Linked DNA regions of Homo sapiens: regions 2, 3 and 4 are each linked to region 1. A link is a contact called in ENCODE Hi-C or POLR2A ChIA-PET data. All regions are on one chromosome and are shown on one strand. The core of a region is the stretch at or near the end of the contact, and the rest is flanking DNA. Distances in the headings are between cores, read along the strand shown.

Region 1 (7,900 bases), core at 1,689-4,188:
CCTCATCGTCATCGTCATCCTCATCATCTTCGTCATCCTCATCGTCCTCATCCTCTGAGGCAGGGGCAGCAGCTGCTGCTTTCATCGCTGCTGGTTCAATTTCATCTTCATCCTCATCCTCGTCCTCGTCATCCTCCTCATCCTCCTCACTGTCATCATCCTCCTCTTCATCACTGTCTTCCTTCTTGGCATTCTTGCCATTCTTTGCCCCCTTGGCTGGGATGGCAGCACCCTTCTTACCAGGAGTTGCTACCAATGCTTTGCCTGGTGTGGCTCCCTTCTTGCCAGGTGTGGTAACTGCTTTGGCTGGTGTAACTGTCTTCTTGGCAGGTGTTGCTGCTGCCTTTTTGCCTGGAGTGACAGCTGCTTTCTTGGCTGGTGTGGCAACTGCAACCTTTTTTGTTGGGGAAACGACCACCTTCTTTGCTGAGGTTGCAGCAGCCTTCTTGCCTTTCTTCTGAGGTATGACGACCTTGAGAATAAATGAAAACCAAACCAGTAAGTCCAGCCCCACACCCAAAAAGATAACCATGGTCCCAATGAGATGTTAGACTCTGGCAATGCCTCTGGTTCAAGACCACATGCACTAGACACATTAGCATGTTAAACTCCAGGCTTCTGTTATGTTGTCTTAAGTCAGAGCCCCTATCATAAGGTGAATACCCAGACATAAGGAACTCTTTTGAACACTTAAAAATACCTCTGAACCAGACCCTCTGAATTCTTACACCTCATACTTTCCCAAGCCCCAACTTTCTCATCTGAAAATGGTAATAGTATCATCCTTACATGTTTAAGGATCATGAATTGCTATGTGTAAATTATTCAGAACCTTACACATAGGAGGCTCCAAGCATTAACTTATTAAATCATTTGGGGCTCCTACAGTGGGTGGCGGTACCAAGCCCAGTGAAGCTCAATTCTTAGGACCTGAGACAAAAAATGAATAGGCTAAATATAAATATTCCTTACAAAACTATCACACATCAAAGAGTGTGCATGGTAGTTTGATAAAAGTCATCATTTAGCTACATTAAAATCCCGTAGTTTTATCAGGCAATGTGTGGAAGAGTAAAACTTTCATTCAGTTCTCAACGAGAAACCTGAGCACAATTCAGTGCTCAGCTGTCTTTATAGTGAGCAAATAAAAGGCCAGGAGTGCTAAAGAGGGTCAATGGTAACACAAAGAGAGGTGGCAGCCCTCAGTCTACACCAGAGATAACTATAAAACACAGTGAGTAGTATTACAAAGTTTATATATAATGGAATGGAGACCAATTAATTTTAATTGGAGGCTAGGAAAGGAATCTGGTAAGGTTATCCTCAGCTCTGAATACAATGCCCAGCTCTACATGTGGGGGTGAGGCTAACATGTTGAAACTGGAAAAATGTAATGATTTAACACAACAAATCACACTCCAAGCCCTGCAGAGGAACATGTAAAAGAAATTCCCAGATCTCGTCTTACACTCACATTCAAATACTTAGCCAAATGACATCTTGACATGTCAATGAAGAGCTTGTGAAACACTCAACCACTACAATAAGACATACCTGAATAAAATCTTATTTTTGCCACAGATATCCAATTTCATGTCTTAACTCTCCATTTTGTAGTTTTAACATAATTCTGCATTAAGTTGGATAAAATTACCTCTTCTCCACTGCTATCATCTTCTTCATCTTCTGACATTTCCTCATCTTCACTATCTTCTTCTACCTCCTTTGGAGGAGGAGCCATTTTCTTGGGGTCACCTTGATTTTTACCTGCCTAAAATGGACACAAATAGATCATTACACCTCCACCTCGACATTTCAGGCCATTCATATTTTGCCATTAGTGTTCATACGCCATCATCTCCGTCCTCAGATCCATTTCTCATAGTGCCAAACACCACAACTAACATAGAAACTACTCCTGATGGCAATGCAAGAGGGACTACTCTCAACCGCCCACATTTTTCCTCCCAGGCTTTACCAACAGAAAACCTGCCCTAAGGTAAAAAGTCAACCTGAGGAAATGATTTCTCCTCCCGTTACCTTAGTTAAGCACAACCGTGTTTTAATACTACAAATCCCGGTACTTTATTCTACCACCCTCATCTGAATCCAAATTAACGGTGAAGATCATTAAGGCACTTAAAAAAATGACTACCTTGATTTTCTCATGAAGCTTATGCCTTTCCCAGCGAGACAACCCCGCCCCTTAAAGAGGCGGCGCGGCCACGTGGGGGTACCTGGTAGGCCACCACGTGCCCGAAACACAGCGCAAAAGGCACGCGGCAGAGCCACCTTCCGGGGCCCACCACGTGTCGGCTTGCCAGGCCGGGGCGGAGACATCCGAGCGCAGCCGGGACTCCGACTAGGGCCGATACCGCCATTTCCCGGCCCAAGGCACCCGGTCCCTCTGGAGATTCCAGGACCCACGCGGCGCGGCCCACGTGGCAGGCCGCGCTCCCGGGCACGTGCGTCAGGAGTCGAGTCCCAGCTCGTACGCGTCGCAAAAGTTTGGTCTCATCTCTCCACCCCGAGGCCCAGCGCCCCCTCCCCGCGCTCAGTGACTCTGTCTTTCCCGCCGCGTTCGCCGCCCCCAGCACCTGCAGAAGCTCTTCACCTCGCCACCAAGTAGCCAGAAGCCGCGAGACCTCCCCACTAATCGCGCGAGACTTCCCGCAGCATGGCGCCCTAGAACGCGCCCGGGACTGCGCGCAGGCCCTCCTCCCCGCGGCGCCGCGCTCGCCCCTCGGAAAGCAGGCCTACACGTCTGCGCTCGCGCTCAAGGCCGTTTACCTTCGCGAGCTTCACCATGATGGCGGCGGAGTGTGAAGCGGACAAGTGGCGCAGATGAGTCCAGAAGAAGCCAAGCGACGGCGATGGCGGCCGCGGGTGCTGAAGATCCCGGAGCACGTACACCCGAAGGCCAGCGAGAGCTCGAGACTGAGGCGAAAGACTGAGCCTGCCCAGTAATCGCCTGTGGAAAGGCGACGACGGCGCCCTCGTGACTCCGCGCCGACCAACCAAAGCTCGCGGCCGTCCCCATGAGCCAATCGCGAGCCTCTAACCGTGAACGGCGCGGGGCGGGGAGTAGGCGGGCCGAGGCGGCCACGGGAGGGGGAGGGGCTGGCAACGGCGCCGTGGGGGCGGGGCTCGCTTTGTGCAAGGTCCGCGCTGATTGGGCCGTGGGCGCGCGGGTCCCGGCCTGCGTCGTGGGACTGGCGTTTTTGGCGCCGGCTGTGAGGGGAGCGCGGGGGTGGTGGAATCGGGCGGTCTCCGGTTCGCCAATGTGGCTGGGTCCGTAGGCTTGGGCAGCCTTGGAGTTCCTCAGAGACCCCGCGCTCGGTCCCGGCACGCACTCACGCCGCGGCTCCTGGTGGCCCTGGAGCGAGGAGTCCGCCAGCACCGGAAGTTCAGGGACCGCGGAGTTCCCGTTGGCCCTTTTGGAGGCACAGCTTATCCCTGCTTGCCCGCGAGCATGGGGCCGGAGGCACCCCCCGGCTGCAGGCAGTCTCCTGAGAGCTGTTAATAAAGGCAGTCGCGGGTCTGTGCGAGGTTTTCTGTGAGAAATGCACGAACCTCCCCTACCCCACAGAACCTCAAGCGGGAGATATTTCTCGACATGGGGAACGGCCTCGGAGAAGTAACTTTCTGGCCTCACAGGGCAGGGAGAGGGGCCTGGGAGGGCCGACCGCAGAGCCGGGCCTTTGACCGCCCACAGGTTCCCTGGTTATTATTTGGGTCGAATGCGCCAATTAAGGTGGTGGCTGCGAAGTCAGTGTCACCAGATGGCCCGGGAGCAGGTCGAGAGCCACCGGCAGGGTTCCCCGGCGGCAGGGCGAAGGAGGCCGCCAGTGACTTCCACGGTTAGCTTTGTGGGTGGGTCTCACTCGATGCCGGGCTTAGCAAACCAGAGCATTTCCCTCCGTCCAGGGCCTGCCGGGGATCCATCCCATCCATAGGTCCAGCTATGGATCCATCCATACCTCATTGTTCCTACAGAACCAGGATATCTGCAGCTACGGCTGTACTTGTTAAAAATCACCTCAGGCCGGGCGCGGTGGCTCAGATCCGCAATCCCAGCATTTTGGGAGGCCGAGGCGCATGAACCGGGGAGGCGGAGGTTGCAGTGAGCCGAGATCGCCCACTGCACTCCAGCCTGGGCGACAGAGCGAGACTCCGTCTCAGAAAGAAAAGCATTTGTTAAGGCCGGGTGCGATGGCTCATGCCTGTAATCCCAGTACTTTGGGAGGCTGATGCAGGAGGATCGCTTGAGTCCAGGAACTTGAGACCGGCCTGGGTAATATAATGCGACCCTGTCTCCACACAAAAAATAATTAGCGGGCATGGTGGCGCTCGCCTGGAGTCCCAGCTACTCGGGAGGCTGAGGTGAGAGGATCGCTTGAGCCCAGGAGGCGGAGGTTGCAGTGAGCCGAGATCGCGTCATTGAACTCCAGCCTGAGGAACAAGAGCGAAACCCCATCTCAAAAAAAAAAAAAAGAAAGAAAATAAAATTATTTGTTAAATGAATGAAGTATTTAGGTAGAAGCAGCAGCAGGGAGAGCCGGCATGGCTCAAGTGGCGTTGCTTTGGAGTTGGTCTGGGGCAGCAAAATAGCAATATCTAACACTTCATAATGCTGATTCAGTGCCAGGCGCTCTTCCAGCTCTTTACATATTAATTAACTTACTCTTCAAAATAACCTTTCCAAAAAGTTACCACTGTTTTACAGAAACTGGGACATAGAGGTAAATTAACTTGTCCAGGGTCGCATAGCTAGCAGTGGAGGCGTAGGATATAAGTGAAGACACTGCTGTGTCATCCCAGTTTCTTTTTTTTGAGACAGAATCTCACTCTGTCACCCAGGCTGGAGTGCAGTGGCAGGATCATGGCTCACTGCAGCCTTGACATCCCCAGCTATATCAATCCTCCCTCCTCAGCCTCCCAAAGGTGAGCCACCACGTCTGGCCTGTTTGTTTCTAAATGCTTTTTTGTTTTCTTTTGAAAACATGAGTATTTATTGAATTGTAAAGTATACACATAGTGCAAAATTCAAAAGATTCAAACAGATGCACAATAAAAGGTCTCCCTCCCGTTCCTGTCCCCTAGGCCTCCCAGTCTCAAGGCAGTGGCAGTCTCTTGTATATCCTTCCAGATTCAGCCGTACGTGCAAATAGACAAGTATATTTGTTATATTTAATACAAACGCTATCATATACACTGTTCTGAGCTCTTCTTTTGTGTTAACTATATGTATCTTGTAACTCATCCTACATCAGCACATGTAGAGCTGCCTCATTCTTTTTAATAGCTACATGGCATTCCTTGTGTGGAAGGATCACAATTTATCTAGTCACCATTGCTGGATAGTTAGGGTTTTTTGCTATGTTTGGCCATTACAAACTGCTATAGCAAATATTCTCACTTACGTTATTTTACACAAATCATATCTGTAGAACAGCTGGGTCAAGGGTATGGACTTTCACATTTTCATAGATGTTCTCCCAAGTGCTGTCTTTGGTTGGGGTTTTCCATGGCCGTTCCAGCCAAGAGCGACCCCACCTGCTCCAGCTGGCTCAGATTATCTGCTGCCCCTGAGCTCCAAGGCTGGGAGACAGTGCTCCACGTTTTAGCAGAGGAAGAACTAGATGGTGGTGAGAGGTGTGAGCATGGCTCTAATTATTGTGGGGAGTGTGACTAGTCTCAGACACCAGCCAAGAAGCTGCAGGGATACCACTGCCTTGAGTGGCCACTGGCTGCTTCTTTGGGCCTGCATGGACCCGGCCCAACTCTGTCTGCTGCTGTGGTCTGGCTGCCCCCCATGAAACCTGTGTAGTGAGGCACCCACTTGGGACACCCATGGGCACTTCTGACCCCTGAGACCCAGTAGGCCATAGTGGGCCTCATACTCATGCTAGGATCTGACAGCCCACTGGAGGGGGTCTGCAGGCTTCCAAGGATTAACTCCACTTCCCAGGACTGGGCTTCTAGGAAATAAGTGTCTCAGTTAGGCTCCAACTAGCCAAGAAAAATCACATTGAGTATTTAAAAAAGAGGGAGCTTAGCGCAGGGACGTGGTGACATGAGGGATAGAATTGCTGAGAAGCCGAGGGGACTGAGCAGGAAGCAGCTGCCCCCCTTCCAGGCTCTTCCACTGAAGGCTATGATGAGGGCCCGGGCTGATGCCAGGGAAGCTTCAGAAGGTCAGGAGGTTGGGGACATCCTGTGTCTCCCCTGCTCCTCCCCCTGAGTTGCAGGTAGGGCTGGCCAGACCCAGCCAGCACCCAGCCCACAAAGCCTGCAGGGTGAGTCCCTGCCATGTAGGCCGAGCAGGGCAGGGCTGGGCACCCCAGCTGGCCGGGAGGGAGTTCACAGCCTCAGCTTCCAGAGCTCCAGGTCTGCTGAGTGTGAAGGCCTGGGGTGTCTGCTATGAAGTTCCCTTTACCAGTCCAGCCTCCTTCTGTCTTCCTTCTGTCTTTGGGTTCACTGAGGCCTTTGGATACTGCCCAGATCTTCCCCAACACTTTCCCCCAGATGTCAAAGGGGGACCCTAAGCTCTTCCTCCCTTGCCAGGCCTTGCTTAGTGTGTTAGCGAGCCTTTCCCAGAGGAGGCATCTGTGTCTCAGGGTCCCAGGAGCCGGAGCCAGAGAACCCAGCCTTTGTCTTCCCGAGGCAGCCCGAGAAGCTTCACCTGTTCACCCAGAGGTAGAGTCAGCCCGTTGCCAACAACTGCAGGCCCCTGAGCCTGCTGGAGGAGGGTGTTGTGGGCCCCAGATCAACGTCATCCCCAACTTCCCTGCTGCACCTCCCAGGCCTCTCCATCCAGGAGGTTGGGCCCTGCTGGAGAGAAATCTGTGATGATGCAGATTTGGGGCCTCCAAATGCCCTGCCCTCCCAGCAGCTGCCCTGGTAGCAGCCCCAGCTGCTAGCCCAGATCATCTTCCAGGAGCTCCTGAACGCTCTCATTTCCCTCTCCCCAGCCTCTATGCCAAGCCTCTTCCCTCAGGCCCCTCACCTCTCCTTCTCTGCCCTCCCTGTCAACAGAGTTACTCTATCTTCTCCTTCATAGGGAAGGACAAACCTCCCAGAGGGATTCCCACCCTCTGATTTCTATACATTTGCAGACATCCTGAGCTCTCTCTGCCACTCCAAAGCCCCAAGGAAACCAGAGTCTTTCTCTATAGCACCCCTTCCCCTGTGCCAGCGAGCCCCTCCTCACCCCCTCCTGGGGTTCCCACTACAGTGATCTCCTCAGCTGTCACTCGCCACTTTTTTGTGTTTTTTGGTGTGTGGGTGTGTGGGGGTGTGGGTGTGTGTTTTTGGACTCACTCTGTTGGCCAGGCTGGAGTCCAGTGGTGTTAACACAGCTCACTGCAGCCTCGACATCCCAGGCTCAGGTGATCCTCCCACCTCAGTCCCTTAAGTAGCTAAGACTACAGGCGTTTGCTACCACGCCCAGCTACTTTTTGTATTTTTTATTTGTTTGTTTTTGAGACAGAGTCTTGCTCTGTTGCCCAGGCTGGAGTGCAGTGGCGTAATCTCGGCTCACTGCAAGCTCCGCCTCCTGTGTTCAAGCGATTCCCCTGCCTCAGCCTCCCTCCCGAGTAGCTGGGACTCCAGGCACCCACCACCACGCCTGGCTAATTTTTTGTATTTTTAGTAGAGACAGGGTTTCACTGTGTTAGCCAGGATGGTCTCCATCTCCTGATCTCCTGATTCGCCTGCCTCAGCCTCCCAAAGTGCTGGGATTACAGGCGTGAGCCACCACGCCTGGCCTGCCACCTGCCATTTCAATACCTCCTTCCCTTCCATTGCCTTTTTCAGGAACAAGCTCTTGGGAAGAGTTGACAACAGTTGCTCCCAGCTCCACCAGGTCCCCCAGGCTCCCAGCCCCTGCAGGTGCCCT
Region 2 (7,900 bases), core at 3,835-6,334, 490 kb before region 1:
CTTTTCAGCTCCACCTTCTGCCTTGGGAAGGCCCGAGAGCCGACTGGCCACTTTGAGGCAGGAGACTAGGGTCTGGAGGCAGGAAACCTAAGGCTGATTCACGCTGACTTCCTAGAACCAAATTGAAAGGAAAACCCCAACTTTCCATACCTAAGTAGCAAAAGGACCAGGGGCGACTCCCTTTGAAAACCACCCACCCGTTTCTGCTGGAAAACTGAAAGTACCTCTGATTGGTTGCTTCCTGCAACCGATCAGATATTTGCATAGGAGTGTAACTTTGTAACTTCACTTCAGTCTCTGATGAGTTGCTTTCTGCAACCAATCAGATTGATTTCGGGCCACTACTTTATTTGCATGGGGTGAACACCATGTGGCCAATGGGAAACCTCTAGGGGGTATTCGGACCCCAGAAGATTCTGCAACTGGGCTCTTGAGTCCCTATGCTCGGGGCGCTCCCACCCTATGGAGTGTGCTTTCATTTTCAATAAATCTCTGCTTTTGTTGCTTCATTCTTTCCTTGCTTTGTTTGTGGGTTTTGTCCAACTCTTTGTTCAAAATGCCAAGAACCTGGACACCCTCCACTGGTAACAGCTTCACTGCCTTGAAGTCCATCAGGGACCAGGTGGCCACAGAAATGATCATGATATGGAGCCTGCATATCATCTGGAGTTACTCCAGCAAGGCAGGCCATTCCAATTCGGTGGTAAGGCTGCATATTCACTTTGAATTATAGTTGAGCATGTGAGATGTAACGAGGAGTGAGAAAATATTATGTGCTTTAGGTTTTGAAGTTCTATCAGTCCATTGAAGTATAAATGCACCATTATTATTGCTGGAGCAAAATGTGCCAATAATTAGTGATGATTGTGAAAGGTATTTACTTTATGTACCAAAACAGTTATTAAGAGCTTCTCAACAGATAAATAGGGAAGTAGATTGATGGTTAAGATAATGTGTTAACTAGATAACTTTAAGAAGAACAATAGCACCTCTAGTACCAGCTACTCAGGAGACTGAGGTGGGAGGTTTTCTTGAGCCCAGGAAGTCAAGGCTGCAGTGAGCCAAGGTTGCGCTACTGCACTCCAGCCTGGATGACAGAGAAAGACCCTGTCTCACAAAAAAAAAAAAAAAGAAAAGAAAAAAAAGAGCAATGTATCACCTATGATGCAACACAATATAAAGATTTAAATGAGACTGTTAAGTATGATGACAGACATTAGACTTTATGACATCTAATCCTTATAAAAATTATTTGGTGTACTTGCATTTGTAATATTAAGCTAAATAAACTTTAGGATGGCTATTTAATTCTTAGTTACACAATTCAGTTATACATTTGGACCATAAGTCATTCCAGTAAGAGCCCAGTTTGGGAATTATTTTGTCGTTGTTGTTGTTGTTTTTGCTTTTGTTGTTGTTTGAGACAGGGTCTTGCTCTGTCACCCAGGCTGCAGTGCAATGGCATGATCATGGCTCACTGCAGCTTTGACTTCCTGGGCTCAAGCGATCCTCCCATCTCAGCCTCCTGAGTAGCTGGGACTACAGGTGCACACCACCATGACTGGCTAATTTTAAAATTTTTTGTAGAGATGAGATCTCACTATGTTGCCCAGGCTGGTCTTGAACTCCTGGGCTCAAGCAATCCTCCCATCTCGGCCTTCCAAAATGTTGGGATTACAGTCATGAGCCACCATGCCCAGCCTGGGAATTCTTTATATCTCAAACTTTTACAAGGAAGAAAAGTTTCAAAATCATGTAAAAAAAAAATCCGTGATGATATCTGATAAGGAATTAATATCCAGAACATATAGAGAACTCCTAAAACTTAAAAACAACAACAAAAACAAACAACACAATACAAAAATGAACAAAGAACTTGAATAGATATGTCTCTAGAGAAGAATGGCTGGCCAGGCATGGTGGCTCATGCCTGTAATCCTAACACTTTGAGAGGCCAAGGTGGGAGGATCACTTGCAGCCAGGAGTTCAAGACCAGCCTGAACAACATGGTGAAACCCCATCTCTATAAACAATTTGAAAATTAAAAAAATTAGCTCGGTGTAGTGGCACATAGCTATACTTCCAGCTACTCAGGAGACTAGGCAGGAGGATCACTTGAGGCCAAGATTTTGAGGCTGCAGTGAGCTATGATGGTGCCATGCACTTCAGCACATCACTAATTAGAGAAATTCAGATCAAAACCACGAGATGCCACTTCATACCCACTAGAATGGCTATTATAAGAAAGAAAGAGAGGATATTGAAGAATTGGAATCCTTGTACTGATAGGAATGTAAAGTGGTGCTGCCACTACTGGAAACAGAATGGCATTTTCTCAAAAAATTCAAAATAGAGGCCAGGCGCGGTGGCTCACACCTGTAATCCCAGCACTTTGAGAGGCCGAGGTGCATAGATCATGAGGTCAGGAGTTCAAGACCTGCCTGGCCAAGACGGTGAAACCCTAAAAATAAAATAATTATTTTTTATTAATTATTTAGTTAATTAATTAACTAAAAATACAAAAATTAGCTGGGCGCAGTGGCAGGCACCTATAATCCCAGCTACTCGGAAGGCTGAGGCAGGAGAATCGCTTGAACCTGGGAAACGGAGGTTGCAGTGAGCCAAGATCGCACCACTACACTCCAGCCTGGGCAACAGAGTGAGACTCCATCTCAAAAATAATAATAATAAATAAAATAAAATAAAAAAAGAATTACCATATGATCCAGGAATTCCACTTCTGGGTGTACACTGAAAAGGACTGAAAGCAAAGCCACACACAGCTTTCTGTACACCCATGTTCATAGCAGCATTATTCACAATAGCCAAAAGGTAGGGGCAGCCCAAGTGCTTCTTCCATCAATGGATGAATGGATAACACATTGTGTTTATCCATTGATAAATTGCTGATATAGTTTTGGATCTGTGTCCCACTCAAATCTCCTGTCTAGTTATAACCCCCAGTGTTGGAGGCGGGACCTGGTGGGAGGTGATTGGATCATGAAGGCATAGTTCTCATAAATGGTTCAGCACTATCCCTCCTTGGTACTGTGTAATGAGTGAGTTCTCACAAGATCTGGTTGTTTAAAAAGTGTGCCGCACCTCCCCCCTCTCTCTCTTGCTCCTACTCCGGCCACGTGGTAAGTGCTGGCTTCCACTTTGTCTTCTGCAATGATTGTAAGTTTCCTGAGGCCTCCTGGAAGCCAAGCAGAAGGCCAGCATCATGTTTCCTGTACAGCCTGTGGAATCGAGAGCCAATGAAACCTCTTTTCTTTATAAATTACCCAGTCTCAGGTATGTCTTTTTTTATTCTTTTTTCCTTTTTTTGAGACAGGGTCTTGCTCTCTTGTCCAGGCTGCAGAACAGTGGCATGACACAGCTCACTGCAGCCTCGACCTCTCAGGCTCAATCGATCCACCCACCTCAGCCACCTGAGTAGTTGGGACTACAGGTATGGGCCGCTATGCCCAGCTAATTTTTTTTTCTCTTTTTGAGACGGAGTGAGCTCTGTCGCCCAGGCTGGAGTGCAGTGGCGCAATCTGGGCTTGCTGCAATCTCCGCATCCCGGGTTCACGCCATTCTGCTGCCTCAGCCTTCCGAGTAACTGGGACTACAGGCGCCCACCACCACGCCCAGCTAATTTTTTGTATTTTTAGTAGAGACGGGGTTTCACCATGTTAGCCAGGATGGTCTCAATCCTCTGACCTCGTGACCCACCTGCCTTGGCCTCCCAAAGTGCTAGGACTACAGGCATGAGCCACTGCGCCCGGCTTATGCCCAGCTAATTTTTGTATTTTTTGTAGAGATGGGGTTTCACCATGTTGCACAGGCTGGTCTTGAGCTCCTGGACTTAAGTGATCCTCTCACCTTGGCCTCCCAAAGTGCTGGAATTACAGGCATGCACCATCGTGACTGGCCCAGTATCAGGTATTTCTTTATAGCAATGCAAGAACAGACGAATACACACGCAGTGGAGTATTACTCAACATTACAAAGGAAGGAGATTCTGACCCATGCTCTCATATGGATGAAACTTGGAGACATTATACTAAGTCAAATAAGTCAATCACAAAAAGAAAAATACCGTATGATTCCACTTAAAGAGGTACCTAGGGTAGTCAAATGCATAGACATAGAAATTAGGATTATGGTTGGTTGCCAGGAGCTGGGGGAAGTGGGGGATGGGGAGTTGGTGGTGGTTGTACTAGGTGAACATAACTTAATTCCACTGAACTCAACACTTACAGTGGTTACAATGGTGAATTCTAGGTTATGTCTATTTTACCACAATTTTTAAAAATAATTTAAAATCCATGATAAATAGAGTGACCATATAGTTTATTGTCTAAACTGGGACACTTTGGGCAATGAAAGTGGATGCTTTTAATAACTACACCTCGATCCTAGGGGTTAAAGAGACTGCCCTAGGTAGCCTGGGGGTTCCCCAAAATAGTCACTTCTCCACTTACTTCAGTTGAAAGTGTCTTCTTCGCCTGGTAAATATTCAGTACAGTAGCTATGGAAGAAATGTCACCATGAACGGTGCCAAGATATAATTATTCCTGTTCTGGAATGTCAAACTTTAACATTTTGGCCACAATATTCTCTTTTGATCACATTGTCATAATAATTTTGGGATAAAGTGGATGTATCCAGAAGTCCATTCTATGTTGGGACACTTGGCATTGCTCCATGCTTGTGTGGGGGTGGCACCTTTACCTCCCTGCCTCAATCCTCCCCTTCCCTCCCACTGTCCCCTTCCACCTATCCTTTCAGGTAGGTCTTACACAAATGGCCCCTCCTCTGTCCTGTCTTTCCTGATCCACCCTGTGGCATTTCTCCACTTCCAAACTTCTCTGGTGCTTTTACTTGGCGTCAGGTGACATGCGATAAGACCTGGATTAATTAGTTAATGTTAATAACATCTGCTTGACTGCCAATCCTGAAAAATACCGTAATTAACATCATCAACCAGCCATAGGGAAACCACCTTGGACCTCCCCGTGTAAACTACTTTGGGCAGTGCCTTGGGTTTTTCAAGAGTTTGTCAGGCACTTGAGGTTGAGGCTCGAAGAAAGAATATTATTTGATTCTTAGCCATGGTGGGAACCGACATTTATCTAAGTGTTTTTCATAGACAGGAAGTGGTAATTCTCACCCTCCCTGATCTGGGCTCTGACTCACTGGGGTGCCCCAGCCTCTGGGCCTGGGCTCACTAGTGGTAGCCAGCTGACCTGAGCATCAGAGTAAGATGCGTGCCTGAAAAATTCCCCTGGTGGGGCCGGTCATGAAAAGTGCCGTTCTCCTCATTCATGTGGTTTTGTCAGGATGCCCGGATTCCGCAGGCCCGGGCCAGTTATTTTGAGCACACAAGTCACTTTAAAAGACCCCTAAAGGTCACTGGTCCCAAGGATTATTTCACCCCCTCACCACAGTTAATGTCGTCTCCCCACCTCTGTTTTTCTGTATTCCCATAACACATTCTGAGTGTGGCTATGTGATGTAAAGAGCTGTTTTCATGCAAATGTTCAGGGTAACATCATGCATAGTGTCTTAGTTCATCTCCTGCCGCTATACCAAAATACCACAGACTGGGTAATTTACAAGGCACAGACGTTTATTTGGCTCATGGTTCTGGAGCTGGGAAGTCCAAGAGCGTGGTGCTGGTATCTAGTGAGGGCCATCCCATGGCGGAAGGCATCACGTCGTGAGAGAGAACACACGCGAGAGGAAGGAAAGAGGGGCAGAATTCCCTGATTTTATATCTAAGTCACTCCTGTGACAGCTAATCCAGTACCCCAATAATGGCCTGAATCCACTCATGAGAGCTGTGTTCCCATGACCTAATCACCACTTAAACGTGCCACTTCTCAACATTGTTGCACTGGCAATTAAGTTTCCAACACATGAACTTTGGGGGACACATTCAAACCACAGCACTTAGAATATAACAGGATTGCCCCCCTACAGCCATGAGTCCCTTGGATCACCAAGTTAATGTAACAATAACAAAGTCTAATATGATTTACAGGAAATTGGAAGCTTTAAGTAGCCTCGTGAAGCCAAAGGGCAGCATTAGAGCATATCTTTTGACACCCGAAGCTTGTGTCAAAAAGGGTATTAACAGTTGACCGCCTCACACCCACGAGGATGACTATAATTTTTTAAATGGAAAATAACCATTGGCAAGGATGTGGGAAAACCGGAACCCTCCTACTTTGCTTGTGAAAAATGTAAAACGGTGCAGCTGATGTGGAAATCAATTTGTTGGTTCATCAAAAATTTAAACATGGGGCCAGGTGCAGTGGCTCACGCCTGTAATCCCAGCACTTTGGGAGGCCAAGGCGGGCAGACCACGAGGTCAGGAGTTCGAGACCAGCCTGGCCAACATTATGAAACCCCGACTCTACTAAAAATACAAAAATTAGCCTGGCGTAGTGGCACATGCCTGTAGTCCCAGCTACTCGGGAGGCTGAGGCAGAAGAATCGCTTGAACCCGGGAGGCAGAGGTTGCAGCGAGCTGAGGTCATGCCACTGCACTCCAGCCTGGGTGACAGAGTGAGACTTTATCTCAAAAAAAAAAAAAAATTTAAACATGGAGTTTCCATATGACCCAGAAGTCCCATTTCTAGTATGTACCCAGAAGAATAGAAACACAGGTTAAAACAGTGACCAAAATGTAAAAACAGCCCAGCTGTCCATAAGCTGTAAATGGATAAACTAGACTGTAGTACATTCATAAAACGGAATATTTCATCATAAAAAGAAGGCACTACCAACGCATGCTGCAGCTTGGATGAACCTAAGTGAAAGAAGCCAGACACAAAAGGACACATATTGTATGATTTCATATGTATGAAATATCCAGGATAGGCAAATCCATTCGAGACGGAAAGTAGGTTGGTGGTTGCCAGGGCCTGGGGGAGGGGGAAATGGGGCGTGGTTTTTTAATGTGTATGAGGTTTCCTTTGGGGGTGATAAAAATGTTATGGTTGAATGAGACGGTGAACGTACTGAAGCCACTGGATGTACACTTTAAAATGGTTAAAGTGGGCCGGGTGCGGTGGCTCTGCCTGAAATCCCAGCACTCTGGGAGGCCGAGGCAGGTGGGTCGTCTGAGGTCAGGAGTTCAAGACCAGCCTGGCCAAAACGGCGAAACCCCACTTCTACCAACAATACAAAAATTACCTGGGCATGGTGATGCATGCCTGTAATCCAAGCTACTCGGGAGGTTGAGGCAGGAGAATCGCTTGAACTCGGGAGGCCAAGGTTACAGTGAGCCGAGATTGCGCCACTGCACTCCAGCCTGACAGAGCAAGACTCTGTCTCAAAAAAAAAAGAAAGAAAGAAAGAAAGAAAGAAAAATAAATGGTTAAAGTGGCAAATTTTATGCTATATAAATTGTGCCTTAATTTTTGAAAAGTTTACACTTTGAGTGAGGCAAGTGTTTGGCACAGAAACCACTTCTCTCCTGGCAACACTTCATAATCCTCCAGTGGCAAAGCCCCTCTCCGCAAACCCATCTCTCAAGCCACGCACGTCCCAAGAGACACAAGAACACTAGAGGCCAGACAGGAGGGGACAGCCTGCATTGTGTCCTTCACCCTTATTTGGACCTTCGCCCTATTGCCTTCTCACACTCTCAGAATCCAGAGGTCATGCCAGTTCAAAAGGAGCCGGTATCATGGAGACTGGGGCTCAGAAACCAATACCCCCAAATATGGCTCTGTGACATGCTGAACTGAAGAAGAAGCCACAAGATTTCTCTGACCTCCCCCAACCCCCGCCTCTGTCTCAGTCTGTCTCTCTCAAAGCACAGAATGAGGTTGTTCTCTGAAGTTCCCTTATCTGCCTAAAGCCCAGACTCACTAAAGAAGAAAACAATTACTCCTGGTCCCTT
Region 3 (7,900 bases), core at 2,426-4,925, 500 kb after region 1:
GGTTGTTTGCTTCTTTCACTGTCCTTGGTGGCAGTGGAATTGGGTGGGGAGGAGACAATCCTCAGAACCTGCTCAGGGACTGGATTGTTAGGGTGTGGGCGTGGTGATGAGGGAAAGTGGAGTCAGGGATGACCCCATGGTGTCTGCTTTTGTGACTGAGTAGATGTTAGTCCAGAAGGCTGGGTTAGGGGTGGTGGTTGCTAAGAATTCAGGTCAGGCTGGGACTGAGAGGTTCTGGGGCAACCACAGCTGTGTACAAGCCCTAAACTTCCAGAAAGGCTTGGACTTCATAACAGACTGTTATGGACTAAATGTCTGTGTTCTTTCAAAGTTCATATGTTGAAACCCTAATCCCAGTGTGATGGTATTTGGAGGTGGGGGCTTTGGGAAGTACTTGGGTCATGAGAGTGGAGTTCTTACTAATGGGATTAGTGTTCTTCTAAGAAGAGGCCTGTGAGAGGCCAGCTAGCTAGCCTTCTTCCTATCACGTCACAACAGGACAAGAAGGCCATCTATGAACCAGGAAATGGTTCGCCAGAGATGGAATCTGCTAGTGCCTTGATCTTGGACTTCACAGCTTTTAGAACCACGATAAACAAATTTCTGTTGTTCATAAGCCACTCAATCTATGGTATTGTGTTATAGCACTCCTAAAGGACCAAGATAGCCCACTTGACCCATATTTTGGTGTTTCTAAATTCTTCAGCCATACATTTTGAATTTATTGGTTTTCTGACACAGATAACCTGTCACATCTGTTATGGAGAGATCTGTTGTCTTTCAGAGAATATTACTTCTATCTCTTTTCAGGGAGCTTATTGTAATACTTGTTTCAATAGGAACATACTGAAGTAATGGACTGAACGAACATATGCTAGTGGGATAAGCCTCTTGCCGCAAGTCTACTCCAGAGTGTGTTGTGATCTTCCTTTAGCCCACGTGAGGAAGCCAGGGCTCACATCACTTAAGAGGGCACAGTGCGCTGGGCGCTGTGGCTCACGCCTGTAACCCCAGCACTTTGGGAGGCCGAGGTGGGCGGATCACGAGGCCAAGAGATCGAGACCATCCTGGCCAACATGGTGAAACCCCGTCTCTACTAAAAATGCAAAAATTAGCTGGGTGTGGTGGGATGTGCCTCGTGAGCCGAGATTGCACCACTCCACTCCAGCCTGGCGACAGAGTGAGACTTCATCCCCCGACCCCCACAAAAAAAAAAGAGGGCACAGTGATATGTCCACCCTAGCCCTGTAGCCTATACAAAGGCAGGCAGCACACTTTGACAAACGACCAATCAAAATGAGATTTGTCCGTTGAACTTAAGGAAAATAATGGTCTCAGCCCTACTTCCTCTGCTCTTGTCCTTGATTCTCTATTCCTACTTTTAATTATTTTTGGTTTCCTTGGCTTCACCTCCTATTTCTAGTCCTGAAATCTCAGGTTTTCTTTTTATTTTTTTATTTTTTGAGACGGAGTCTTGCTCTGTCTCCCAGGCTGGAGTGCAGTAGCCCGATCTAGGCTCACTGCAACCTCCACCTCCCAGGTTCAAGCAGTTCTCCTGCCTCAGCCTCCCGAGTAGCTGAGGCTACAGGCCCCCACCACCATGCCTGGCTAATTTTTTGTATTTTTAGTAGAGACAGGTTTTCACCATGTTGGCCAGGCTGGTCTCGAACTCCTGACCTCAAGTGATCAGCCCGCCTTGGCCTCCCAAAGTGCTGGGATTATAGTCATGAGCCACTGCATCCGGCCACAGATTTTATTTCAATCCTTTGTTCTCTTCCTCTTCTAGGTCTTCCCCTTCCTGTCCCCACTGGCCCCTCTCCTATCCACTGAATCCCTGGATGCCTGACACCCTCTGCCTCCTGTCCTTGCTGGGTTTCCTCTACCCTCTACATTTCAAAGACAAGTTTTGCTGAAATCACAGTTTTCCTGAGGGTTCTAGAAAGGTCTGTGTGAACATTAAAAAACAAAGGTTCCTTGGGTTCATTTAGTCTTTAAGCAAACATCGATTGAGGCCTGTGTGTGTGGCAGGTACTGCAGATGCAAAGTTTTCCACCTTCATGGAGCTCATAGTTACTAAGGGAAACCCTGAATTTTCTTAGACTACTGCAACGCACTGGCCGGGTGCGGTGACTCACACCTGTAATCCCAGCACTTTGGGACAAGATGGGCGGAAGAGTGAGACCATCCTGGCTAACACGGTGAAACCCCGTCTCTACTAAAAATACAAAAATTAGCCGAGAGTGGTGGCACGCGCCTGTAGTCCCAGCTACTCGGGACTGAGGCAGGAGAACTGCTTGAACCCAGGAGGCGGAGGTTGCAGTGAGCCGAGATCGCACCATTGCACTCCAGCCTGGGCGACAGAGCGATAGTCCGTCTCAAAAAAAAAAAAAAAAAAAAAAAGAGAAATATAGGCACAATTTAATGCATCTCTTTTCCTTTTTCAATATGGAGCATACGGTGGTTCAAGCATCTGTCCACATTGTATTCCCGAAGTTTGATCCCTACCCTGCCCTGCCCTCCCGTCTTTCCTTCCCTCTCTCTTTTTTTTTTTCTGGAGTGCAATGGTGCGATCTCGGCTCACTGCAACCTCCGCCTCCGGGGTTAAAGCGATTCACCAGCCTCAGCCTCCTGAGTAGCTGGGATTACAGGCATGTGCCACCACGTCTGGCTAATTTATTATTTTTAATAGGGACGGGGTTTCTCCATGTTGATCAGGCTGGTCTCGAACTCCCGACCTCAGGTGATCCGCCCGCCTCGGCCTCCCAAAGGGAAGTTTGATTTTTCTATGGTCACCAATGGACACTTGATCTCCATAGCTTGAGAATGGCGGCCATCCCCTCACTGGCATTCTTTCCTCTTGTGCTCTCCCGAACGTTCTGGCTGCTCTTTGGATTTCCTTTTCCTTTGCTCACATCTACAATATTGGTGTTTCCTAGGTCCCGTACTTAACGATTGTTTCCTCTCAACACGCTTCCCTGGGCGGGCTGAACTGTCGGGGGCTTTCTCGGCTGCGCTTCCTCTCTCACCTGAAACCCTCTTCCCAACCCTTTATACTAGGTCGACGTCTCCAACATCAGCTGCTCCCCACCCGTGTCTGGGTGGGCCCCTTGGGCAGGCTCCCCTAGTCTCCTTTCCTTCGATCATCCCCACGTGCAGGACGTCATCTGCTTGCTCTGCCATCAGCCTCACATCCTGAGGGCAGGGACCATGCGGGGGTTGTCCATCTCTGTATCCCCAGTGCCAGCACTGCACCTCGCCCCAAGCAGTTGTCCAATAAATGAGCAGTGAGTAAATGAAAGAATGAGCAAAGCCTTGTAACAGGAAAGGGGCCGGCGGCGTCTGCCGTGCAAGACCTGGCCCAGTGGAGCAGAGCCTGGAGGTTCAGGAGCCGGGTCTGGAAGGCTCCTTCCGGTGGAAGAGGGGCCCGGAGCCAGCCGGCGCCTGGCACAAGGCGTCTCAGAGGCCGCCCACTGGGAGCCAACCGTTGCAGCCAGTTGTCCCCGCGAGCGAGGCCGGAGAAGGCGCGGCGGCCCCTGGCCTGGCCATTTCGCCCTTGTCGCAGCTGAACCGCCGACTACGAGCTCCTGCACCGCGCACACACCCCGCGCGCTTCGCTCTCGGCCTCGCCCGGCCACCGTCGCTCTCTAGAACGCCGCGCCCGTGACCCGGAAGAGCATTCTCCTTAGCAACTGCGGGACTGCGGCGGCGCCGGCCTCCGGGGAGAAACGGTGAGGCCCTCACTCGCCTGCCCCCTGCACCGCCTAGTGCTGCACGACCCCCTCGGGACCGACCCGGGGTCTGGCCTCTGGGGGGCTCCGCGGCGCTTCGCCCGGCACCTGTGGTGGCGGCCCGGGACGAGCGTCTTCCGCCTCTGGCGTTGCTCCCCGGCCCACGCGTCTTCCCTGTCCCGCATCTCCCTCAATGTCCCCAGCTCCCCACTCTCCGCTCCTGACCGACCCGGCCTCCCAGGCCGCGCTTATAGCGCCGGGGCCCTTGTAGCCTAGGATGGCGTGAGGGGAGCGAGACCAGAATTAGAGCCTGTTGCTGTAGAGAGGACGCCTCCCGAGGCTCGGGTCACCTGTGGACGCGTTCTCTAGGGTCTTGATCGAGATGTTCAGGACTGGCAGGGATGGGGAGCCTCGGGAATCTTGAAGGGCAGCCGCTTAATTATAACATGTCCTTGACGTTTGCGCTTTCCACAGTGATACACTTTATCTCCTTTATTGATCATAGAGAGTTTTTTTTTTTAATAAACTTTTAGATATGGGGGATACGCATGCAGGTTAGTCACATGGGTATATTGCACCCAGGTATTGAGCATAGAACCCAGTAGGTAGTTTTTCAACCCACATCCCCCATCTCTCCCCTCCTTCCAGTAGTCTACAGTGTCTACCGTTACCTTTTTTTTTTTTTTTTGAGACGGAGTCTCATTCTGTCGCCCAGGCTGGAGTGCAGTGGCGCGATTCGGCTCACTGCAAGCTCCGCCTCCTGGGTTCATGCCATTCTTCTGCCTCAGCCTCCCGAGTAGCTGGGACTACAGGCGCCCGCCACCCCGCCCGGCTAATTTTTTTGTATTTTTAGTAGAGACGGGGTTTCACCATGTTAGTCAGGATGGTCTCGATCTCTTGACCTCGTGATCCGCCCGCCTTGGCCTCCCAAAGTGCTAGGATTACAGGCGTGAGCCACCGCACCCGGCCGACTGTTCCCATGTTTATGTCCATGTGCGCTCAATGTTTCTACTCCCACTTGTAAGTGTGCTCAATGTTTAGCTCCCACTTATAAGTGAGAACGTGTGGTGTTTAGTTTTCTGTTCTTGTGCTAATTCGTTTAGGATTATGGCCTCCAGCTCCATCTGTGCTGCTGTAAAGGACATGATATCTTCCTTTTTTGTGGCTGCATAGTATTCCATCCTGTACATCCACATTTTTTTTTTCCAGTCCACCATTGATGGTCACCTAGGTTGATTCCGTGTGTTTGCTATTGTGAATAGCTCAGCCGTGAACATACAACTGCATATGTCTTTTTGGTATAATGGTCTGTTTTCCTTTGGTTATATACCCAACAGTGGGATTGCTGGGTGAAATGGTGGCTCTTTAAGTTCTTTGAGAAATCTCCAAACTGCTTTCCACAGTGGCTGAACTAATTTACATTCCCACCAACAGTAGTTTAAATGTTCCCTTTCCAAGGGAGCCTAATGAGGATCTGTTGTTTTTTGACTTTTTGATAATAGCCATTCTGACTGGTGTGAGATGGTATTTCATTGTGGTTTTGATTGGCATTTCTCTGATAATTAGTCATGATCATGTTTTCCATATATTTGTTGGCTGCTTGTATGTCGTGGTTTTTTCTTTTTGTATTTCTTCTGAGAAGTGTTCATGTCCTTTGGCCATTTTTAAAAATGGGCTTATTTGTTTTTTGCTTGTTGATTTAAGTTCCATAGGGATTCTGGATATTGGACCTTTGTCAGATGCATAGTTTGTGAATATTCTCGCCCATTTTGTAGGTTGTCTGTTTAATCTGTTGATAATTTCTTTTGCTGTGCAGAAGCTCTAGTTTAATTAGTTCCAACTTGTCAATTTTTGTTTTTGCTGCAGTTGCTTATGGGGACTTAGCCAAAAATTTGCCAAGGTCAGTGTCAAGAAGTGTATTTCCTGGGTTTTCTTCTAGGATTTTTATAGCTTGAGGTCTTTTATTTTATTTTGAGACAGGGTCTCACTGTCACCCAGGCTGGAGTGCAGTAGCGTGACTGCAGCTCACTGCAGCCTCGATTTCCCAGGCTCAAGTGATCCTCCCACCTCAGCCTCCCGAGTAGCTGAGACTACAGGTGCGCACTACCACGTTCGGCTAATTTTTGTATTTTTTATGGAGATGTGGTTTTTACCATGTTGTCAGGCTGGTCTCTGACTCCTAGGCTCAAAAGATCTGCCTGCCTCAGTTGCCCAAAGTGCTGGAATTACAGGCATGAGCTACTGTGCCTGACTGAGGTCTTTGCATTTAAATCTTTAACCCATTATGTATATCATGAAATATATACAGTTTTATATCTTCTGCATGTGGCTAGTTAGTTATCCCAGCACCATTTATTGAATAGGGAGTCCCTTCTCCATTTGTTTTTTGTCAGTTTGTTGAAGATCATATGGTTGTAGGTGTGTGGCTTTATTTCTGAGTTTTCTGTTCTGTTCCATTGTTCTATAGGTGTGAGACTCATTTAATTGTACATCTTGAACTGATCCTTTTCTGGGGAATTTGCTTCCCAGTTGTGAGTGAGGTGTGGTTAGTATATTCTGTAGCTTAGATTTTTGTGCTTACAAGTTTTCTGCAGAAGGAAATCTTCCCGGGACTGACTAGGTTTGAGGTTTGAGAAATATTTCAAGTGAAATTTGCTACATTGAAGAAAGTAGGAGCAGGTGTTGTTAATAGCATGGACTTACACTTCAGAAGACACTATGGCACTGGAAAACCTCCCCTGATTTGAGTTTGAATGAGCTGTACTAAGAAAACTGTAAGCCTTATTTGAACATGGTTGGATAACGACTTTATTTTTAATCTGATGATGATGGAGCTAAAACTGAGGCGTGTGAACCGTTTTTGGAAATGACATTATTTGGGAATAAAATGTGGGAGTTTCTATATCAAAATTCATTTAAAACTATAATTTCATTCCAATTTAATAACTTTATTAAGCATCTACAGCATTATACACTTTAAAGGATATAAAAGAAAAGTGCACACATGAAATTATTAGGAAAGCAATGAAATGGACATTTGTTTAAATGCAAAATATGTGGTACGGATATTAAGTGCTGTAGTAGGTCAGAGGGTGGAGAAATCATTTCTGGATTAAATGGGACTTGATTTGTCTCTAAAGTACAGATATAATTTGTATTTGTATTGGAGAGGACAGGAAGTCCTAATTCCTTTCCTTATATTCTTAAGAGTTTGGGAAATAGTTCCATGTGGCATTTCGAAGTTCTTATTTAATGCTTTCAGGTCACTTGATTTGTGACCTATTTCTTTCAAATAGTCTTAGTACAAATCTATATGACATTTTTCCTGTTTGACATCTAAAATAGTGAAGTTACTAGCTGAGGGCTTTGCCACTTAGAGTTTCTTTGCTTCTGCATTTGGTGTTAGGTTTATATGAAACACCACAGTTTAAGTAGTTACTGTTTCATTCATGCTCAAGAGTCTTGTGAAATGTTGCTCTTTTTTATTTGACTGGTATTTCTGAAGTGCTTCCTATGTAGCAGCGGTAGTATCAGGAATTACCAAAAACAACTGTTACTTAGCAACCAGTAGGTATGCTTTACATAAGGAGAGTGTGTGTGTTTAGCCTATCAGCCTTTGATGCTCAGCATTTGCCTTGAGACATTGAAGGCCAGAGCAATTTATGTAGACATCTGAATTGACTTTTTTTTTTTTTTTGAGTTTAATGTTTAATAAGGGGACTCAGTTGCTTTGGGCATCCACCAAAGATACATTTGTGAAGATGATCAAACTTTTAAGTCCTCTTAAAAGATGTTTTGTTGCTTTCTTATAGACTTAGTGTTCATTTATTCACTTAATCATCAAATATAATATTTGAGTGCTTACTTGGTACCAGGCACTATGCTTGGCCTTGGAGATGGGGGAGAGTGAATGCACATATGATCTCTGTCCTCAGCAGATGATACTCAAATAATCACACAAATGCAAAACTATGGCTGTGACAAGTGTTTTAGAGAAATCACTGAAATGACATTTTAACTGATGTCTACAAGATGCACAGGAAGAGAACAGTGCTCTAATCAAAGCAGACCCTCTGATGCCACGTCCATGTTGCCCTGGCTGGAGTGCAGTGGTGAGATCACGGCTTACTGTGGCCTCGACCTTCTGGGCTCAGGCGATCCTCCTGCTTCAA
Region 4 (7,900 bases), core at 4,641-7,140, 430 kb before region 1:
ATGATAGCATACCTTCTAGACCTGTGCTGTCCAATATGGGAGCCACTAGCCACACGTGCCATTTAAACTTAACTTTACATTACTTAAAATTAAACAAAACTTTAAATGCAGTTCCTCAGTCACACAAGCCACATCTCAGCTGTTCAATAGCCTCATGTGACTAGTGGCTACTGTACTGGATAGCACAGATTTAGAACAATTTCTTCATTGCAGAAAGCTCTACTGGCAACCACTGCCTGTCCATCTGCCGCTACCACTGATAAGAGGCTTCTCTAAAGTGGTGAAGCGAGAGTTTCTCTAAAGTGGTGAGGTGGTGCCACCTTAGTGTCATTAGCAACACCGCCATCATCTTTGTCCAGTGCAACCTGAAATTGGTAAGCTGAACATCCTCTAGCCAGTGATCACAGAAGCTCCCTGTCCTGCAGAGTCACGTCAGGGTCAGTCACAGAGCTCTGACAAGATCTGGTGCAGAGGAACCTCATGTTTCCATGCACTCACTGAGCCCATCTTCCTGACCGGGTTCTTGATCCACCCCTCTGGGAAAGAGAGGCACTGGCCAGGAGCTGGCTTGGGCAACTAAGGTTATCATAAGATTATTTTAATGGTCACCTTGTTCTATATCAGGCACCTCATGAACGATGATCATGAAGTCACCCACTGCCCATTGCCCCAACACTTGCACACTTCCTATTTTTTCATCAGCCGGGGACCGAGGAGCTGCAGAAAGTGAACAGAATGAGACATACAGGTACAGGGGCAGGGCGTCTGTGGTGGGCACCGGCCCTCATGCCCACCCCACAGATACAGCTCACATTGTATTTGATAGTCTATAAAAGGGCACCTGCTCTGAGACTTGGGGGAGGAATAAGGTTGCCTCCAGTAATAACTGCTCTTTGCTCCACTTTAACCTCAATGGGCCTGACAGTTGAGGTGCCAGCTTGGGTGCAGTTGGTGCAGCCCTGTCCTGGGGGAGGGAAAGGCCAACCAGGGTCCCATTCAACTCTTAGAGACCATGGTTTCTTCCTGGCCAATTTTGGCTGGTGCCATTCTCCCAGGAGGGGACCTTGGGAGACTTACACTGAAGCTCTAACTTGATCTGGCCCAGTAGATTTGAAAGGAGGCCCAAATTGAGTGGCTTCGAAGTCACCATATGTCCTTGCTGCACAAATGAGCTGCTGTTCTCCTCCTCACCCCTACTGGGGCCTCAGATGCTCACAGATCCCCACGAAGTCACCTTGCAGCTGTGGCCACCAAGGTGACAGGTGTAGACACTCTCCCCACAGTTATGTGCCAGGTGTTGGCTGACGGAGGACTGCCCCCACTGTGATGCCCTCAGCCAGTACAGGTGTGTCCTGGGGGCCTGCCTGCCCCTCCTCCTGGCACCACTGACTAGTCCAGGGCTCAGCAGGAGCATGATAGGCACTGAAGCCTGGTCTCTGCCCGTCAGCATTTCCTGCAGGCTTCTTCAATCCCATTTATTCCTAGTGTTCCATTATTGGAACGCTAAGCATGTGGGAGTTATTTATTTCCTGCTGCTCAAGGTCATTGCCAAGGTCTGATTTTTCACACATGTCTGCAATTCAAAAAATTGCAACCTCCTGCATAAGTGGGTTAACAAACCTTCACCAGACCCCTAAAGTTCAGGCGAAATTGAGATATTTGACCCCCATAAGAACACCAGCTGGCACAGAGATCTGCATTCCTGGTGCCCTCATGGGAACCAGCCTGGGCCTGGCAGAGGAGGAAACGAAGTCCCAGCACACCAGCGAGCAGGCCTGCTCCACCTCAGGGGCACCCAGCACTTGTTAGACCCAGTTTCAAGTTTCCAGCCCCTCTTCCCACCTCAGCCTCTTTCCTCCGTGGGTCCTGGGGGCTCCTCCAATTTCCTTTCCCTCTGAGGTCTTCCTCATGTTAAAGATCTTCCTCCCTCCACCCAGCTCCCCAGGAAGCCAGAAAGTCTCCCCAGGTCCAGCCTTCCTTTTAGCCCCCAAATCAAACATCTTAGGGAAAAAGCGGAAAAGTACAGGGAGAGAAGAGAGGAAGGAAAGGAAAGAAGAGAGAAAGGGGGAGGTGGGGAGAGGGGAAGCGGGGAAAGGAAGAAAGAAGGAGAGGAGAATAGGGTGACAGAGTGTGAGTAAAGAGGGAAAAGGAGCTGGCAAGCAACTAGAGGGAGATTACTCCTTGTTTTCCAAACCAACACTTTCTGGTCACTTTTTTTTTTTTTTTTTTTTTTTTGAGACAAGTCCTTGATCTCTCACCCAGGCTGGAGTGCAGTGGCACAATCACGGCTCACTGCAGCCTCGACCTCTCGGGCTCAAGCCATCCACCCACCCCAACCTCCCAAGGAGTAACTGTGACTAGATACACACTGCCATACCCAACTAGCTGTTTGATTTTTGTTTGTTTGTTTATTTAGGGATGGGGTCTCGCTATGATGCCCAGGCTGGTCTAAAACTCCTGGGCTCAAGAAATCCTTCCACCTCAGTTTCCCAAAGTACCGGGATTACAGGTGTGAGCCACCACACCAGTCTCTTATCACTTGATTCCCACCAAATTCTGTTTAAATGAACATGAAGAGGTAAAGTATTTCAAAAATCCCAGTTTACTTTATATCTTCATTGAACACCAGAGAAAGAAGAAGTCCATTAATTTTATGATGTTTTTCTAAGGTGCGGTGGGAGAGGAGGAAGAAATATTCTTGGCATCTTGCCTTTTTTTAAAAAAAAAAAAAAGATCTTTGCAGTTTCCTGTTAATTTAATACCAGAACCTTTGCTGTGTAAATAACACAGATAAAGATAAACTTTACTGGCCCTGGACTCCAACCTTCGTTTAACATTCCACCCCCCTCTGATCCATCCCGCATCCCGCCTATGGAAATTTGTAATTAGTTGTGGAGATTTAGAGGCTGAGAATATATAGTTCAGGAGGCAGAGCATGTTGGTTTTAGACAAGCCTTGTAAGAATGTGCTAAAAATCCCAGTATACCTGACAGTGCTTCTCTAGAACTTGTCTTTCTCTCTTCCTCAGAGGTGACCTGGATGGGGTTAATTCCCTTTCTGGTCAACTTGTAGGTTTCACCCTGGCTCTGCCACCCACCCTCCCAGTTTATTATACCCACTTAGGCTGTGCTTTGCTGGCATGGCCTTGCACTGTTATTTAGACAAGTGATTTAATCCCTCTTACTTGCTATTATTGAGCACTCTTAGTTCCTCTTTTTTTTTTTTTTTTTTTAAGATAGTCTCACTCTGTCACCCAGGCTGGAGTACACTGGTATAATCTTGGCTCACCGCAACCTCCGTCTCCTGGGTTCAAGCGAGTCTCCTGCCTCAGCCTCCCAAGTAGCTGGGATTACAGGCACACACCACCATGCCCAGCTAATTTTTGTATTTTTATTGGAGACGGGGTTTCACCATTTTGGCCAGGCTGGTCTTGAACTCCTGACTTCAGATGATCTGCCAGCCTCAGTCTACAAAGTGCTGGGGTAACAGGAGTGAGCCACCATGCCCAGCCAGATTTAGTTCCCTTTTTGATAGGGCACTTCCTCCAATAGTGTTTTCAAAGAGGGGCTATATGTGATACGCCTTCTGATTCTTTATATACCTGATAATTTAGCTAGAAATCCAAATCTAGGGTCAAAGTTATTTTTCTTTGATACTTTAAAACAATTTTTCCATTTTTTCTTAAACCCAATGTTGTTGCTAAGAAATCTGAAGTCAACCAGATTTTTGTTCCTTCCTCAGTCCTTCTACTACCCAGCTTCTGGGAATACAGGTGTGATGGCCCAAGCTTTAGCAGCCAATTTGGATTATGAAGATGTCAGAGGGCAATAGTGACTTGGTATGAAATCTGAGTCTTCAAACACCTAGTAAAGCAGAACTATTATACTATTTCAGCCATAAACTGTCCATCCCCAAACGTCTACAAAAGAGAAAAAGAAATTTTCATTGTTATTAGTGTTGTCTGTGTTATTAAGAAATGAATCTTAATTCATATATCCATTAAACCTGCTTTGTTTTATACTTTCCAGAAGCCTAACTGTTTTTTATTTTTTATTTTATTTTATTCATTTATTTATTTTTTGAGACAGAGTTTCGCTCTTGATGCCCAGGCTGGAGTGCAATGGCACGATCTCAGCTCACCAAAACCTCCACCTCCTGGGTTCAAGCCATTCTCCTGCCTTAGCCTCCCAAGTAGCTGGGACTACAGGCATGCACCACCATGCCTGGCTAATTTTGTATTTTTAGTAGAGACTGGGTTTCTCCATGTTGGTCAGGCTGGCCTCCAATCCCCGACCTCAGGTGATCCACCTGCCTTGGCCTCCCAAAGTGCTGGGATTACAGACACAAGCCACAGCGCCCGGCCCCAGAAGTCTAATTATTTTTCCCAGTGAATTCATGTTTCCCTAGATATCAGCTACTTTGGTTGGCGATAGGTACACCTGGAAGAGACTAAAACCTAGGCTCTTCCTATATATCCCACCTGGGAGCTTAAGGAATGGGGGTGTGATGGGACTTGCCTCTGGCATCAAATGTGAATGTAGCCACTCCCCATGTGCCACCCTCACACACACCAGACACCCCACTCAGGGAGCTTCTGGGCACTCTCCCCTGGCCAATCCTCTTTCATGAGGCAGGTCTCGTGGTTGGAATTCCTGACCCATGAAGTGGGAAGAAGAGGCTGCCGGGTCTGGTTTTTCTGTGCTGCTAGCCCCAGCCTGATATGCCATCCCTGGCTAGCACAGCTGTTTTCTGCCTCCCAGCAGTGCTGGGGAGATGGGGTTGAGAAATGGTCTACTCAGGCCAATGCAAGCAAAGAAAAGAGCACAAGTGTATAGCGTTCACTCAGCCTATCCCCCTTCTATGGCACTGAGGGGAGGAGGCGACAGGCCTTCCCTGGTTTTACATTGGTTTCTCAGAGTCCTTACCAACTCCCCTCTTGCTTCTGCGGCGTCTTTAGGGTACTATTCAGAGAAAGGTGCCAGCCCTTTAAGTACATTATCATCTTGTCACTTTCTGCTTTAATTTTACATTTCATTACAAATTACGTGAAATGTAATACTCAGTTCTTCAGTTGCACTCGCCAGATTTCAGGTACTCAATAATAGTCACATATGGTGCAGACAATAAAAAAGTTTTCCATCATCACAGAATGTTCTATTGGACAAGGCTGACCTAGATCCTTAGAAGGAAGGGAAATGCATTCCTGCTTCTGACCTGGCTGGCCCCTTGCTCCCCACGCAGATCAGAGCACCATCCGTGTCCTGCATCTGGCCCCCTAGACTTTCTGCTTTACGGAAACAGTCTGGGTTTCAACCCCAGCGCCTGGGGTGGTACAATAAGTATTTGTGGAAATAATGGACCCTCGGTCAGTTTTTGCTAAATGTTGAAGCCCAAAAGGAAAGCTGGGTGGCAGAAATAACCCCTGCGTGTTCTCTTTTATCTCACCTTCCTACCCACTTCTGCGCCCTCCGCCCCCTACCCCCCTACCTCCCACCCCACCTCGGCAAGACCCCAAACTGTGCAGGACTCTGCTCCAGGTCTCCAAACGATCTTATCTAGTGAGGGGATAATTGTCTGTCTTCCCAACCTCGGCTGCCCAGCGCCTGCACATAGTAGGTGCGCAGTAAGTATGTGTGGGATGGACGAACAAATGAATGAATGAATGACTCTCTGTTTCCCCGCGTCTGCGCAGGGACTTCGGGAGGAGCCACCCTTGGAGGGCTGAGGAGAAAGCCCTCTTCCTCCCACCCGGGCCCGCGATGCGGGCTGCGCCCAGGGGCGCGTGCACACAGAGGCCCCGCCCGGGGGCCCGGGGGTCCGGCTGGGCTCGGCCCTCGGGGGCGTGTCCTCTGTGCCGGGGCGCCACCGCCCCGAGAGGCGGGCAGCGGGTGCGCCCGGGCCGCGGCGGCCGCAGAGGGCGGGCGGCGGCCAGCATGGAGCGCGAGCTGGAGGCGCTGGCGGCCCGGCTTGCGCGCCCTGCCGAGCCGCCCTTCCAGGCGTTGGTGGAAGCGGCGGGGGGCCGCGGGCAGGTGCTGCTGGTGGGCGAGCTGTGGGAGCGCGAACAGAGCCGCGCGCTGCTGCGGGACTTCGCACGGGCGGTGTTCCCGCCGGAGCCAGGCGCGGCCAAGCCGGGCGGCGCGGCGGCAGAGGGCGCGGGGCCCGGGGCGGCGCGCGGGGCGCAGAGGGCGGCGAGGGCGGCTGGGGCGGCGGGGGCGGCGGCGGCGGCGGCGCGCGCCATCCGCTCGCCGCTGGTCTTCGTGCTGTGCCGCGCGTCGTCGCTGGCCGCCCGGGAGCCGCGGCGCCGCCTGCGGGAGATGCTGCGGGACGTGCGCGGCCGGCGGCGGGCCGGGGCGGCGCTGGTCGGGGTGCTGGTGGCCGAGGCCGGGCCAGAGGACGCGGTGGCGCCGGGGCTGCGGCTGCTGGAGGCGCTGTTGCGCGCCGTGTTCGGCCGCCAGGCGGGGGGGCCCGTGCAGGCGGCCGCCTACTGCCCCGGCCTCCCGGCCTCCTGCCTGGCCGTCCAGGCGGCCGCCTGCAGGGCCCTGCAAGCCGCCGGAGCCGGGCAACCAGGTGAGACTGCGCGGGGCCCGGCTGGGCGCGGGCGGGCGGTGGCTCGGGCACGTCCCCCAAGTTGGACCCCTTTGGCCATTCCCTTATTGAGCACCGAGGTAAACTGAGGCTCAGAGCAGGGAGGTGCCTAGAGCCAGGCCTCGCAGCTAGCGGAGAGCGGGCCGTGCGTAGCGGATCGAGTCTGTCCCGGAAGGGTCCGGAGTGCACGGGAGATGCCTAGGGGGCGTGGGAAAGCTGAGGGGCCGAGTAGAAGGCAGAGGGAGTGGGTAGAGAGAAGGGATGAATCGGGCAAGGCCGAGATCTAGGAGTTACGGGGTGGGTGGGGGTGGGGAGAGAAGAGGAGTGGGGAAGGAAATGGGAAAGCCTTGGGATGGGAAAGTTTCAAGGGGGTGGATGGGTGCTAAGGAGATTGGCGGTGCCAGAAGCTAAATTCTAGGGCGCTGCGCAGCCAGAGATGCGTCGGGAGCTCTAGGAGGGGCGGAGGGGCATCTCCAGCGCGGTGGAGGCTCGTCCTGGAAGCCCTGCCTGGTTTTAGGAAGAGGGCAAGGAATGGGTGCTCGGGACTTGACGTGTGGGGAGGTGAGAGGGACTAAGAGTACATTTTCTATTGATTTCTGGCCACCCACCAAGGCTGTGCACCCAACTGCTGTGTCCCTCAGCCTCCCCCAGGTCTGCTGAGGCCACCTTTTCCCTCCACATTCTCCTGAAAGGTGGAAGGGATTTAAGGGTCTTTTCCCAGCCCCCGTGACTGCTGCCATCAGCAGAAGGGTCAGGATCTCCTTCCTCCTGGAACACAAGGCTTTACAGGAACTCTCCAATGTTCTAGGATGAAAATATGCACATTAAGAGTAGCTGCATCTGGCTATCGCAAGGACAAAAAACCAAACACAGCATGTTCTCACTCGTAGGTGGGAATTGAATAATGAGAACACATGGACACAGGAAGGGGAACATCACACACCAGGGACTGTTGTGGCGTAGGGGGAGGGAGGAGGGATAGCATTAGGAGATATACCTAATGCTAAATGACGAGTTAATGGGTGCAGCACACTAACATGGCATATGTATACATATGTAACAAACCCGCACGTTGTGCACATGTACCCTAAAACTTAAAGTATTAAAAAAAAAAAAAAAAAAGAGTAGCTGCATCTGGCAAACCCGGGAGATCTTTGCACTCTCCAGCTCCCAGCTTTCTCTCCCTGCCCAGCTGGGCAGCCCTTCAAGCCCTCCAGCCCCTTCCTCTTAAGTAGATAATGAAGAAAGTGGCTGTATTGTGTGTCTCCTGGAGTATTGGCGTTGGTTGGGGGGCGGAGGGTCCCAGCAAGGAGAC

The links. Hi-C counts contacts between places; a loop is a spot of excess contacts on that map. ChIA-PET counts read pairs that join two places held with the same protein, here RNA polymerase II (POLR2A). Pooled maps may share reads with other maps.
Region 2: a pooled map shows a loop between it and region 1 (4-fold over the local background). The contact joins the enhancer-like site here to the promoter of NCL in region 1. A Hi-C loop is called at or near these places in 5 of 50 pooled maps. POLR2A ChIA-PET finds 5 or more read pairs at or near these places in 2 of 52 experiments (CD4-positive, alpha-beta memory T cell and WTC11).
Region 3: a loop to region 1 is called in a pooled map, with 8 times the contacts of the local background. The contact joins the promoter of DIS3L2 here to the promoter of NCL in region 1. A Hi-C loop is called at or near these places in 7 of 50 pooled maps. POLR2A ChIA-PET finds 5 or more read pairs at or near these places in 2 of 52 experiments (CD4-positive, alpha-beta T cell and Panc1).
Region 4: a pooled map shows a loop between it and region 1 (3-fold over the local background). The contact joins the promoter of C2orf72 here to the promoter of NCL in region 1. A Hi-C loop is called at or near these places in 1 of 50 pooled maps. POLR2A ChIA-PET finds 5 or more read pairs at or near these places in 4 of 52 experiments (HEK293T, PC-3, activated B cell and 1 more).

The regions. Positions count from the first base shown.
Region 1 is chr2:231,461,546-231,469,445 of GRCh38, forward strand. It overlaps NCL (nucleolin), which reads right to left and starts at 2,939. Exons shown (of 14, transcript NM_005381.3): 1 at 2,791-2,939; 2 at 1,655-1,771; 3 at 1-472. The coding sequence starts at 2,808. RefSeq lists enhancers at 2,007-2,678, 2,584-2,633, 2,679-3,348, 2,694-2,883, 3,394-3,493 and silencers at 2,198-2,567, 2,914-3,263.
Region 2 is chr2:230,969,192-230,977,091 of GRCh38, forward strand. No RefSeq gene overlaps it. Among named protein-coding and RNA genes, the nearest start is that of SPATA3-AS1, 23 kb to the right of the region's middle. RefSeq lists enhancers at 4,930-4,979, 5,100-5,239, 6,654-6,773, 7,878-7,900. Within about 2 kb of position 5,085, at least 4 of the 41 ENCODE cell types and tissues checked have a DNase peak (open chromatin) inside an H3K27ac peak, as active enhancers do.
Region 3 is chr2:231,958,038-231,965,937 of GRCh38, forward strand. DIS3L2 (DIS3 like 3'-5' exoribonuclease 2) reads left to right here and starts at 3,676. Exons shown (of 21, transcript NM_152383.5): 1 at 3,676-3,728. RefSeq lists an enhancer at 3,554-3,643 and a silencer at 3,774-3,933.
Region 4 is chr2:231,031,633-231,039,532 of GRCh38, forward strand. It overlaps C2orf72 (chromosome 2 open reading frame 72), which reads left to right and starts at 5,891. Exons shown (of 3, transcript NM_001144994.2): 1 at 5,891-6,567. The coding sequence starts at 5,934.